Linked DNA regions of Homo sapiens: region 2 is linked to region 1. A link is an interaction called in ENCODE POLR2A ChIA-PET data of the cell type or tissue named here. Cell type or tissue: endothelial cell of umbilical vein. All regions are shown on one strand. Each heading gives the region's core, and the rest is flanking DNA. Links, peaks and the distances in the headings are about the cores only. Region 1 overlaps TMCC1 (transmembrane and coiled-coil domain family 1). Region 2 overlaps TMCC1 (transmembrane and coiled-coil domain family 1).

Region 1 (5,383 bases), core at 307-5,306:
TTGCAAAAAAGAGAAGGGAACATTTCCCAACTCATTTTATGAGACTAACATTACTCTAATACCAAAACAAAACAGACACTACCAAAAAAAAAAAAAAACAACTCTGCATGCAGACCAGTATCTCTAATGAACATATATGCAAAAACCTTTAACAAAATATTAGCAAATCAAATACAGCATTATATAAAAAGACAATGCATCTAGGCTAAGTAGGGTTTATCCCAGGGATGTAGGGCTGGTTCACATTCAAAAATCAATGTAGTTCACCATACTAAGAAACTAAATAAGAAAACCATGTGATCATAACAAAAAACGCAGAAAACACATTAGACTATTCCAATATCTATTTACGATAAATACTCCCAACAAAGACAGATGGGAACTCCCTTAGTTTAATAAGGATATCTACCAAAAATCTACAAAATCTAGTAATGTATAAAAAGCTAAAAAATCGAGAAGGAATAATATTATAGGTGGAAAAACACTGCCATGATTTCAGGAGTGAATGGAATTACAGAAAGAAACATACAAAGTATGGACTAGTCTTCATCTGGCATCCACACAGACAGGGATCTTTTGGGTAAAACTGGGAAAAATAATTAAATGTTTGAAACCTACAAATCCTAGGTATATGATACATATGCAAGAATAAATTCTAACAATGCCCAACATTCGGTGTTTTTTTTCTTACCTTTGTTTTCAGGAACGTACAAATTAAATCCAGAGTTTGCATTGGTAGTTTTTGCCTTGTCTTCCCTGCCTCTCCCATCTTCTCTCACCATTCCTGAACGGTAACCGCAAGAAAGGTGCTAGGTCATTCTGCCTTGATTCTAACACTATTTCTGCATCTTTTCATCTGAAATCCAAAATCTGGTCTAGGCAGGCAGCTGATGGAGAACTGAATCCTTTATTTTAGTTTTCTAACTTAACTGCTGGACTAGTAAGAATGAAAACTCTTTACTCTCAAAATACTTCCTTCTTTGATGCTACCTGTGACCCAAAAATTAGACTCCTTTGTTATTCCAAAGAAATATCCTGTTCCTTTTTGAAAATAAAATTTAAAAGGTGAAAGAGGGAAAGGATGTCTATAAGGGTCAGTATATCTAGAGGACAATCTGTCTGAAAAGCACATCTAGATTATGAATCCTAGCCTATTAAGAATGTTCAGCCAGGGCAACATGGTGAAACCCTGTCTCTACAAAACACAAAAATTAGGTGGGTGTGGTGGTGTATCCCTGTAGTCCCAGCTACTCAGGAGGCTGAGGAGGAGGATCACTAGATCCCAGGCGATGGAAGCTGCAGTTGGCTGAGATCACACCACTGCACTCTGGCCTCGGCAACAGAGCAAGTCCCTGTCACACTCACACACACACACACACACACACACACACAATGCTAGAACTACTTCCATAATGGGCCAGGCCTGAAGTCTCATAATTAATATAGATGAGGATTTTAAATATGAACCAATAAGCAAGCCAACTGAGCAATCAATAGAAGAAAAAAAGGAGGAAAGGGGTGAGATATTCTGAGGGAAAAGTACAAATAATCTATAAATATCTCCATGTCTACAGACATTCCCAACTACCCTAAATATTACTTTTTTACTCCCATGAGTATACTTATCTCAAAATGAAGGTGAGGAAAGGCATCCAGCTTTCCTCAGAAGTCTATAATTTTCAAATGCTTTTTGAAATAAAGATACATAAATAAATACTATCATTGAAGTATATAAATCAGATATATACTATCAAAACAAATAGTTAATAACCATTGGCGAGAAGGAAAGAGGCCCCATGAAACTGAAACACACTGCATTAGACAATTCAGTTAACCCTCACTGATGTAGAAGTACCTGAGAAAAGGGTTGTGACAACTTCAGGAGTTGATAATAGAATGTCCCCAAAGAGCCTAAGTGTCTGTGATGGCAAGTCATGAAATATCAGGTAAAATACCCTGAAATTCCATCTAATCTCACCCCCAATAGAAAAATATCATGTCGAGACAAGTCTGGGCAACACAGGGAGACCCTGTCTCTACAAAAAAAAATTTTTAAGTGGCCAGATGTGGTGGCATGCACCTGTGGTCCCAGCTGCTCAAGAGGCTGAGGTGCGAGGATTGTTTGAGCTGGAGAGGTACAGGCTGCAGTGAGCCGTGTTCACATCACTGCACTTCAACCTGGGCAACAGAGTGAGACTCTGTCTCAAAAAAATAAAAAGAAAAAACAAAAGAAAAACATCAAACATCATGTGACATATGTGGGGGCAAAAAAAAAAGGTCAGTGTCTCACAAATACTTTAGTATTTGGCAGCCAAAAGGCGTTGGGGGAAAAATTCTCTTTTGGGCTGGGCATGGTGACTCACTACTGTAATCCCAGCACTTTGGGAGGCCAAGGCAGGCAGATCACTTTAGCTGGGCATAGTGGCACATGCCTATAGTCCCAGCTTCTCAGGAGGCTGAGGTGGGAGGATCCACTGAACCCAAGAGATAGAGGCTGCAGGGAGCTATTATCACACTACTTATAGAAGTGAAACCTTAGCCATGTTTTTCAGATTTTAAAAACATCTCCCATTTATGCTTTCTCCTTCACTGCAGGTCATTTGAAATGGTTTCGAAGGTAACACATACTTTATGCTTTGCTACACTGAAAATTTATTCAACAGTTCTATTCTTAAAGTTATTTCTTTCTTGTGCTTCTATTTTATAAGGAGCAACATTTTTCCAACCACCTACTAAGGGAATTTGTGATTTAGCAACATCTTTTACCAACCAGTCATTCACACTCAAAACAAATCTTTCTCTTGACCTCCTGGTTTTATAACACATTACTAACCCAGTAATAGGAAATCCAAGAGTTAAAACAAAAATAAGAAAAATATAATCAAGTTCAGTAGACATTTATGACTTTGAAGAATGCTGGCCAGGCATAGTGGCTCAAGCCCATAATCCCAGCACTTTGGGATGCTGAGGCAGGAGGATCACTTGAGCCCAGAAGTTCAAGACCAGTCTGTGCAACATAGCAAGACCTCAATCTCTACTAAAAAAAAAAAAAAAAAAAAAAAAAAAGGGCAGGAGGATTGCTTGAGCCCAGGAGTTCTGGCCTGCAGTGAGCTATGATCACACCACTGTACCTCATCCTGGGTAACAGAGCAAGATCCTGTCATTCATTCATTCATACATACATACATACATACATAATTTTGAAAAAAGAATGCTGTCTCCTCGGTCATGAAAATTGTTTTATTAAACTTCCTATGTTTACTGTAATCAGATGTAGCCAAAGAAACAGGACCTTACAAAAGTAGGTAACTAAAAAAAACATGTAGTTACAGTGCCTTGGCTCAAGCAGATGCTGAATAAATGTAATGTGAACCAATGAGCAAGCAAACATGTGACTACGGAATAAGAGTGAGTTACATTAAAGTCAGAAATATGGTCAAGTTAGAGTGTCCAGTGAAGTGATAATAATTCAGAGATTTGTTTCACAGATTGTATTTTATTTAAGCATACTTACTCCCTGACTTTTAAAAACTGTTTAAGTCATATGCTCCTAATAGTGCTTAAAAATCTATTGCAAGAAGTTAGTTCTCCAAGTACATACAATGTACTCTTCTTAAGTTTGGCTTCATTCATTAAACCGAATTATTTTGAGGTCCATCTAGGTTGTTGAGAGTATCAACTGTTCTTTTTATTGCCGAGTAGTATTCCATTGTATAAATACACCAAATTTGTTTATCCATACACTTGATGGATATGGGAGCTGTTTACAGTTTTTAGCTATTACCAATAAATAATAGCTGCTGTGAATGTTTGTGTACAAGTCTTTTTTGTGGATATACAGTTTCATTTCTCTTGAATAATTAGAAATGGAATGGATGAATCGTATGGCATCTTCACATTTACTTTGAAAGAAACTGCCCAATTGTCTTCCAAAGTAGTTGATCCATTTCACATTCCTATCGTCAGTGTATGAGAGTTCCAGATGATCCTCCATTCTTGTCACCATGTGACTAATCCTATTCATTACAGCCATTCTAGGGAGTATGCAGTGGTATCTCATTATGGTTTAAATTTATATTTCCCTAATGACTTACGACTTTGGGCATCTTTTCATGTGCTTATTTGCCATTTATATTCTTTGATGAACTTTATTCAAATTGTTTCCCCCTTTTCTTATGGGGTTGTCTTTCAATTCTTGAGTTACAATTCTTTATATCTTCTAGATACACATCCTCTGTCAGACACACGTTCTGCAAATATTTTCTCCCAGCCCAAGGCGTACTTTTTCATTTTCTTAAAGGTATCTTTCAAAGATTAAAAGTTTTTAACTTGGATGAAATCCAATTTAGCGATTTTTTCCCCTTTATACTTCATGCTTTTTGTGTCTTAAGAAATCTTTGCCTACCCCAAGGTCACTAAGATTTTCTCCTGTATTTTCTTTCTGACAAAAACTTTCTGGAGTTGCATGGTTTTAGCTCTTCAAGTTAGGCCTATGATTTATTTGAAGGTAGCTTTTGTGTCTGGTGTGAGGTAAGGGTTGAGGTTCTTTGTGTGCGTATGAATCTCCAATTGTTCTAGGACCATCTGTTGAAAAGAGTGAATATACACAGGATAAAAATAACTCCACTTCCATTCTATTTAACCCCTTCTCCTATAATAAGTCCCCTAGCTTAGATTATATGAGCCATCATTATAAACATTCCCTTGCACACCCTTAGCTTCCTTGGCCTCCTTTCCTCAAACAACTGGCAAAACCCCAATCCTGCCAATCTAACTCTGATTCCATACCTGAACCCTTATAGTTGAAAGTACACTGTGCAGTTGAAAGTACAAGAAAATACACAAATCCGTGCCAACCAATGAAACTTTAAATTCATGTCCACTAACCTCAAATGAGCATTTGATTCTATTCTGTAATCTGACTATGTTTCTCTAGTCTATTCACTCCCATATTCTCATGAAGGACTATTTCACACTTAACTCTTCAAATCTAATACTCCCTCCCCCACCTTCATTCCTCTTATGACCTGACTTCCTACATCATTGAAACATTCTGCTACTATGGCTCGCTCCTCTACTAATTGTTGGTCCTTGAGCAAATTACTTGATTTCCAAAATGGAGATAAAAATATTGCCCATTCTACAGTCTTATTGTAAAGAATAAATGACACAATATGCACATGGAAAACACTTAATATACAGCCTGGCACAAAAGAATACTAAGAGCTACTATAACTTTTTCTTACTGCTACTACTACTATTAAACATGTACCACATCATGATCATAAATTTAACAGAGCAAGATTTAATAAGGATTAGACTAGTGCATTTATTTGTAAGTATCTCTATATCGGCTGGGTGCAGAGGCTCACACCTGTAATCC
Region 2 (5,383 bases), core at 104-5,103, 51 kb before region 1:
AAGTGTACTTTTTGTAAATCAGTCATATACATAGTATAGAGTGAAGAGGGTAAAGTTTAAAAAATAATTGGGAGAGAAGTACTGGCAGCAAAATACCCATAATATAGTTACCTTCTAATTAGAAAATTATCACCTGGCTCTCAACTATCAGACACTCTTGTGCAGGAACGTCACTGCCCTGATATCTACCCATCTGCTTTTTAAATGTACTATATATATGAAAATACAAGCACTGGAGGACATTGAAAGAGCAACAAAAATGATTCTTTTTATTGTGTAAGAGAAATGTGGAGGCCTTCAAACACACACACACACACACACACACCATGGAGCAGGGGGGAAGGGAGCAAGTTAAATATATTTTAATACTCCTAAAAATCCCGTTAGGCTTAGAAGTCCCAAGAAAAACTATGCATATGTGACACAGGGATGGAAGCAAGCACTTTGCTCATTTCTGCATCAGTGCACACACTCTACACTGGGGTCACCTGTGAGGGAACTAAAGGTTTTCCCTTAAGATCACAATACATTTCAGGATCTAACAATTCTGATTAACAGCCAAGGCAGTGAAGAATGCCTACAGACTTACTATTTGTTTAAGCTTCTGTATTCAGGGAATGAACTGTGACACAACTGAGCCACCAACTGCTACATTTTTTAAATGGAGCTTTTAAAGAACACAATGGGTTTTGAAATAAAGCTCAACTCTTACCACACCTCTTTCCATATTAGTTTCTGCACTAAATGACTGGGTCAAGGAGGGCTGGCTACAGGCAGAGTGGATTTCATAAATCACCATCCCCTCTTAAATGCGTGCTTCACCTTTTTACTATTTTAAGTATGATTTTCTCAGGTTAAAAAAACTTTTCCCCAAAAGCTGCACACATGGAACCTGCTTTTCATCAGAACTCTGTAAAAACTGCTTTGTGAGCCTCTCTGTAACTGCTTTTCATATACTTCATTAAGTATTCAAGTTTCTCAACACAACCACTCATTTTAACATTTTAATGCCAGTCTTGCTCATTAAACTATTTTGTGGTAGTTTTTCTCAGTTTAATAGTGAAATGTATGAAAGCACTGATTCCACAGAGAAGAAGGCTTTCTCCTCTTGGTCCACAAGCTGACAGATTAATTGCTTATTAAATATACACTTTCAACCCACAATTATCTCTTTCACACACACCCTTCTGGAAATTCTATCTCAGGAGCAAACTACAACTTTGCCCAAATTCAGATGACAGCTGCAGTTTTAGGGGAACACAATCTGGGGCTGCCAGTGCAGTCAGCCTTCAAGCTTTGTGCCTGTCAGATAAAAGAACAAAAGGCAGTGCTTCCTCCCTCAGCCCCTCCTTAGCGCTGGAGGACGGCAGGCTTGACAGAACAGTTCCAGAGAAAAAGGAACCATGCTGAAGCAAGTGAGAGTTTCCCCTCCACAAACATAGAAAACTACCAACCCACCTTGGATAGCTGCCTCCTGAGGCTAAAGCGCTGAACCATGATCACCCAGAGGATCTTCAGACAAAGCAATCCACGAAGGGTTTTTTAAATAACAGCTTCTTGGGAAAGTCGGTGGCAGAACATTTTGAAGACTGCCAGAGAAGTGCAAAGAATTTCCCTGGGAGTCTTAGCAAACTTGGAAAGCCTTCATTGTTCTATCAAGAGATACTGGAAAACCTACGTGGGAGAGGGCAGGGTGGGTGGGGCAGTAATCCTGAAGCCGCTGTGCCCAGTGCCAAGCTCTTCTAGCACTTCCTGTGAGTCAGCTGTGAGGGGTCCAAACACAAGGACCACCCCTTCCCTTTCCACCAGACCAGTAGGCGAGGATGCCGCTGTGGTGCTACCTGAAACTCCAGAGGACAGACCTGATGTTCCGGTCTCTGTGGGAGGAGGAGTGGTGTGCTGGGGTCAGACAGCATCTGCTCCAAGTAGGAGACAGGCAACTGCACCAATTCCTCCCCTCTTCAGCCGTCCCAGCAGCAGAGAGTGTCCACTGCAGACAGCAACGCACCCTTCTCTACCTCCACCTTAGGTAATCCTTTAAGGTGAGGCAGTGTGAAAAAAAAGGAGGTGGTGAAAAGCAAGCCCCTGGCTGTACCAGCTCCCTGCTCAAGAAGGAAACTCCTCCCAGCTGGGCTCGGCAGCTGTGCGGCTTTGTCTAGCATAATTGGCCAAGCCTTTCCTCTTATTCACAGGGAGGGGTCCTGCCTCAGGAAGGAATGTCAGGTGCAGAGAGGCATACTCCGACGGTGACTTCAACTTGTGCCAAAGTTAAACACATTAAAGTGGCCTCCTGAGGTAATTGCCCTCTCTTGTTGGAATGAAGTAATTTTTTAAAATCTACACACAAAACAAAAGGAACAGCTCAGAGTGAATCAATGCAGGTAAAGAGGTATGAAAAATAACTGTAAGAGCAGTTCCAAAGATAAAAATATTCCTATCTTTGCCACTCTTCCTCTGTTTGGGTCTGCTTCCAGACAACCACTGTGAGGATAACGTTTCATTTAATGAAACTTTCCAGTCTATGTGCTCCTCTTGGAATTGTTCATTACTTCTGAATGAATTTAGTACTGTTTAGGGCAGAACTCATTCGTATATTTTTTTTCCCTGTTCCAGTGTCTCTCAATTTCCTGTGAGCAAAGTTATGTCATATGCTACATTTAAAGCCTTTGTTGGAATGAACCTACTATGTGCAGTCACTATGTTAGGCAGTTCACATTTATTATCCTATTGATTTATCAAAACAACCTTATAAAATTTGTATTACAATAGTCCTCCCTTACCTACAGTTTGTTCCCACAGTCAACTGCAATCCAAAAATATTTAAATGGAAAATTCCAGAAACAAACCATTCAGAAGTTGTAAACTGCATGCCGTTCTGAGTAGCATGATAAAACCTCATGCCATCCTACCTGGGATGTGAATCATCCCTTTGTCCAGCCTATCCAGCCCTGGCTCCCACCCGCTAGTCACTGAGTAAGCGATTTGGTCATCAGATCGACTGTTGCAGTATGGTAATGTTGTATTCAAATAACCCTTATTTTACTTAATAATGGTCACAAAGCACAAGAGGAGTGGTGCTGGCCTACTGTTATAATTGTTCTATTTTATTGTTACTGTTAACATCTTACTATGCCTAATTTCTGAATTAAACTTTATCACAGATATGTGTATAGGAAAAAACACAGTACAGTCGTAACCCACATGACATTTCAGTTAACAACTAGCCACATATATGACAGTGGTCCCATAAGATTATAATACTGTATTTTTATTGTACCTTTTCTATGTTTAGCTATGTTTAGATACACTAATACATACCACTGTATTAAAACTGCCTACAGTATTTAGTACAGTAACATGCTATATAGGTTTGTAGCCTAGGAGCAACAGGCTATACCATATAGCCGAGGTGTGTAGTAGGTTATGCTATCTAGGTTTATGTAAGGACACTCTACGATGTTCTCACAATGATGAAATCACCTAACAATGCATTTCTCAGAAGTTATCCCAGTGTTAAATGACACGTGACTGTATATATAGGGTTCAGTACTATCTTCAGTTTCAGGCATCCACTGGGGGTCATGGAACATATCTCCTGTGGATAAGGGAAGACTACTGTAGTATCCCAACTCTTCAAATAAGTAGTAATTTCTCGCTCTAAAACCTCAATATGGCCAGGTTCAGTGGCTCATACCTGTAATCCCAATGCTTTGGGAGGCTAAGACAGGAGGATCACTTGACACCAGGAGTTCAAGACCAGCCTAGGCAACAAAGCTAGACCCTGTCTCTACAAAAAATAAGAATAAGAAAATTAGCTAGGTTTGGTAGCATGTGCTACCTAACTACTACTCAGGAGTCCTAACTACTTGGGAGACTGAGGTGGCAGGATTGCCTGAGTTCAGGAATTTGACGCTGCAGTGAGGCATGATGCTCCAGTCTGCGCAACAGAGTGAGACCTTATCTCTAAAAATAAAAACTAAATAAAACATCAATATTATTGTGAGAAAATCATGTAGTGTTTGTAACTTTTTTCTTCAGGTAAGAAACACAAAAAAATGAATTTGAAAAGACAGGTTTCTATGCAATGATTATTCTCAACTATGCTCGTATCATATACTACCAGTATCCAATTATCACCAAATAGGATCTAAAATTTTACCTAAAAAATAACACACATAGGCCAGGCGCGGTGGCTCACGCCTGTAATCCCAGCACTTTGGGAGGCTGAGGCAGGTGGATCACGAGGTCAGGAGATCGAGACCATCCTGGCTAACACGGTGTAAACCCCATCTCTACTAAAAATACAAAAAATTAGCTGGGTGTGCTGGCAGGCACCTGTAGTCCCAGCTACTCAGGAGGCTGAGGCAGGAGAATGGCATGAATCCGGGAAGCGGAGCTTGCAGTGAGCCGAGATCACGCCACTGCACTCCAGCCTGGGCGACAGAGCGACACTCCATCTCAAACAAAAAAAAAAAACACGTATTTCATAATATCTCGGGAAGAGCAGAGAAGATGCATCAAATTCAAACAAATAATAGGCTGCCAAGTCTCCAAAAAAAAATTACCTAACCAAAATGTATATATAAAACGTTTAGGCTGGGCATGTGTGCTTATGCCTGTGATCCCTGCACTTTGGGAGGCCAAGGCAGGCAGATTGCTTGAGCTCAGAAATTCGAGAGTAGCCTGGGCAACACGGTGAAACACCATCTCTACAAAAAACACACAAAAAATTAGCTGGGCATGGTGGCATGAGTAGGTGGTCCCAGCTACTCAGGAGGCTGGAGTGGGAGGATCACTCGAGTATGGGAGGTGGGAGCTGCAGTGAGCCAAGATCATGCCACTGCACTCCAGCCTGGGCGACAGAGAGACCCTGTCTCAAAACAAAACAAACAAACAAATCTTTTACTCTTAAAAACTTTAAGCAGAAAGAAGGTTGAACATATCTAAGTGTATTTTTTGTAAACTTCCAAAGCTAAAAAGCTTTTAGATGAACACCTATAACCAAAAGTAAAGACTCCTTCATACCAAGGTTCAGAGAACACAATATAACCTAACATTTAAGCTGTTTAAAATTTAATTCCAAGTGGAAAGTAGGTTGACAGAGCACCCGAGTTGTGTGCCTTTTTTTTTTTTTTCTTTTTTTTTTTGAGACGAAGTCTCGCTCTTGTCCCCCAGGCTGGAGTGCAATGGCATGGTCTCAGCTCATTGCAACCTCTGCCTCCCAGGTTCAAGCAATTCTCCTGCCTCAGCCTCCCAAGTAGCTGGGATTACAGGCGCCTGCCACCATGCCCGGCTAATTTTTGTATTTTTAGTAGACATGGGGTTTCACCATGTTGGTCAGGCTGGTCTCGAACTCCTGACCTCAGGTGATCCGCCCGCTCAG

The links. Peaks named below come from ENCODE experiments on the same cell type or tissue, not always from the same donor. Only the 100,000 strongest peaks of a DNase experiment are listed, where the experiment ranks them.
Region 2: POLR2A ChIA-PET joins it to region 1 with 10 read pairs; 3 of 35 experiments call an interaction of 5 or more read pairs at or near these places.

What each region holds. Positions count from the first base shown.
Region 1 is chr3:129,843,829-129,849,211 of GRCh38, forward strand. All of the region lies in intron 2 of TMCC1 (transmembrane and coiled-coil domain family 1), which reads right to left. Among named protein-coding and RNA genes, the nearest start is that of TMCC1, 47 kb to the right of the region's middle. In endothelial cell of umbilical vein, for the core only: no CTCF peak of the experiment used is centred there; no DNase peak of the experiment used is centred there.
Region 2 is chr3:129,792,866-129,798,248 of GRCh38, forward strand. All of the region lies in intron 4 of TMCC1 (transmembrane and coiled-coil domain family 1), which reads right to left. Among named protein-coding and RNA genes, the nearest start is that of TMCC1, 98 kb to the right of the region's middle. RefSeq lists an enhancer at 1,438-2,637. In endothelial cell of umbilical vein, for the core only: no CTCF peak of the experiment used is centred there; DNase peaks (open chromatin) are centred at 1,406, 1,616 and 2,186; H3K4me3 peaks cover 840 bases; H3K27ac peaks cover 2,007 bases.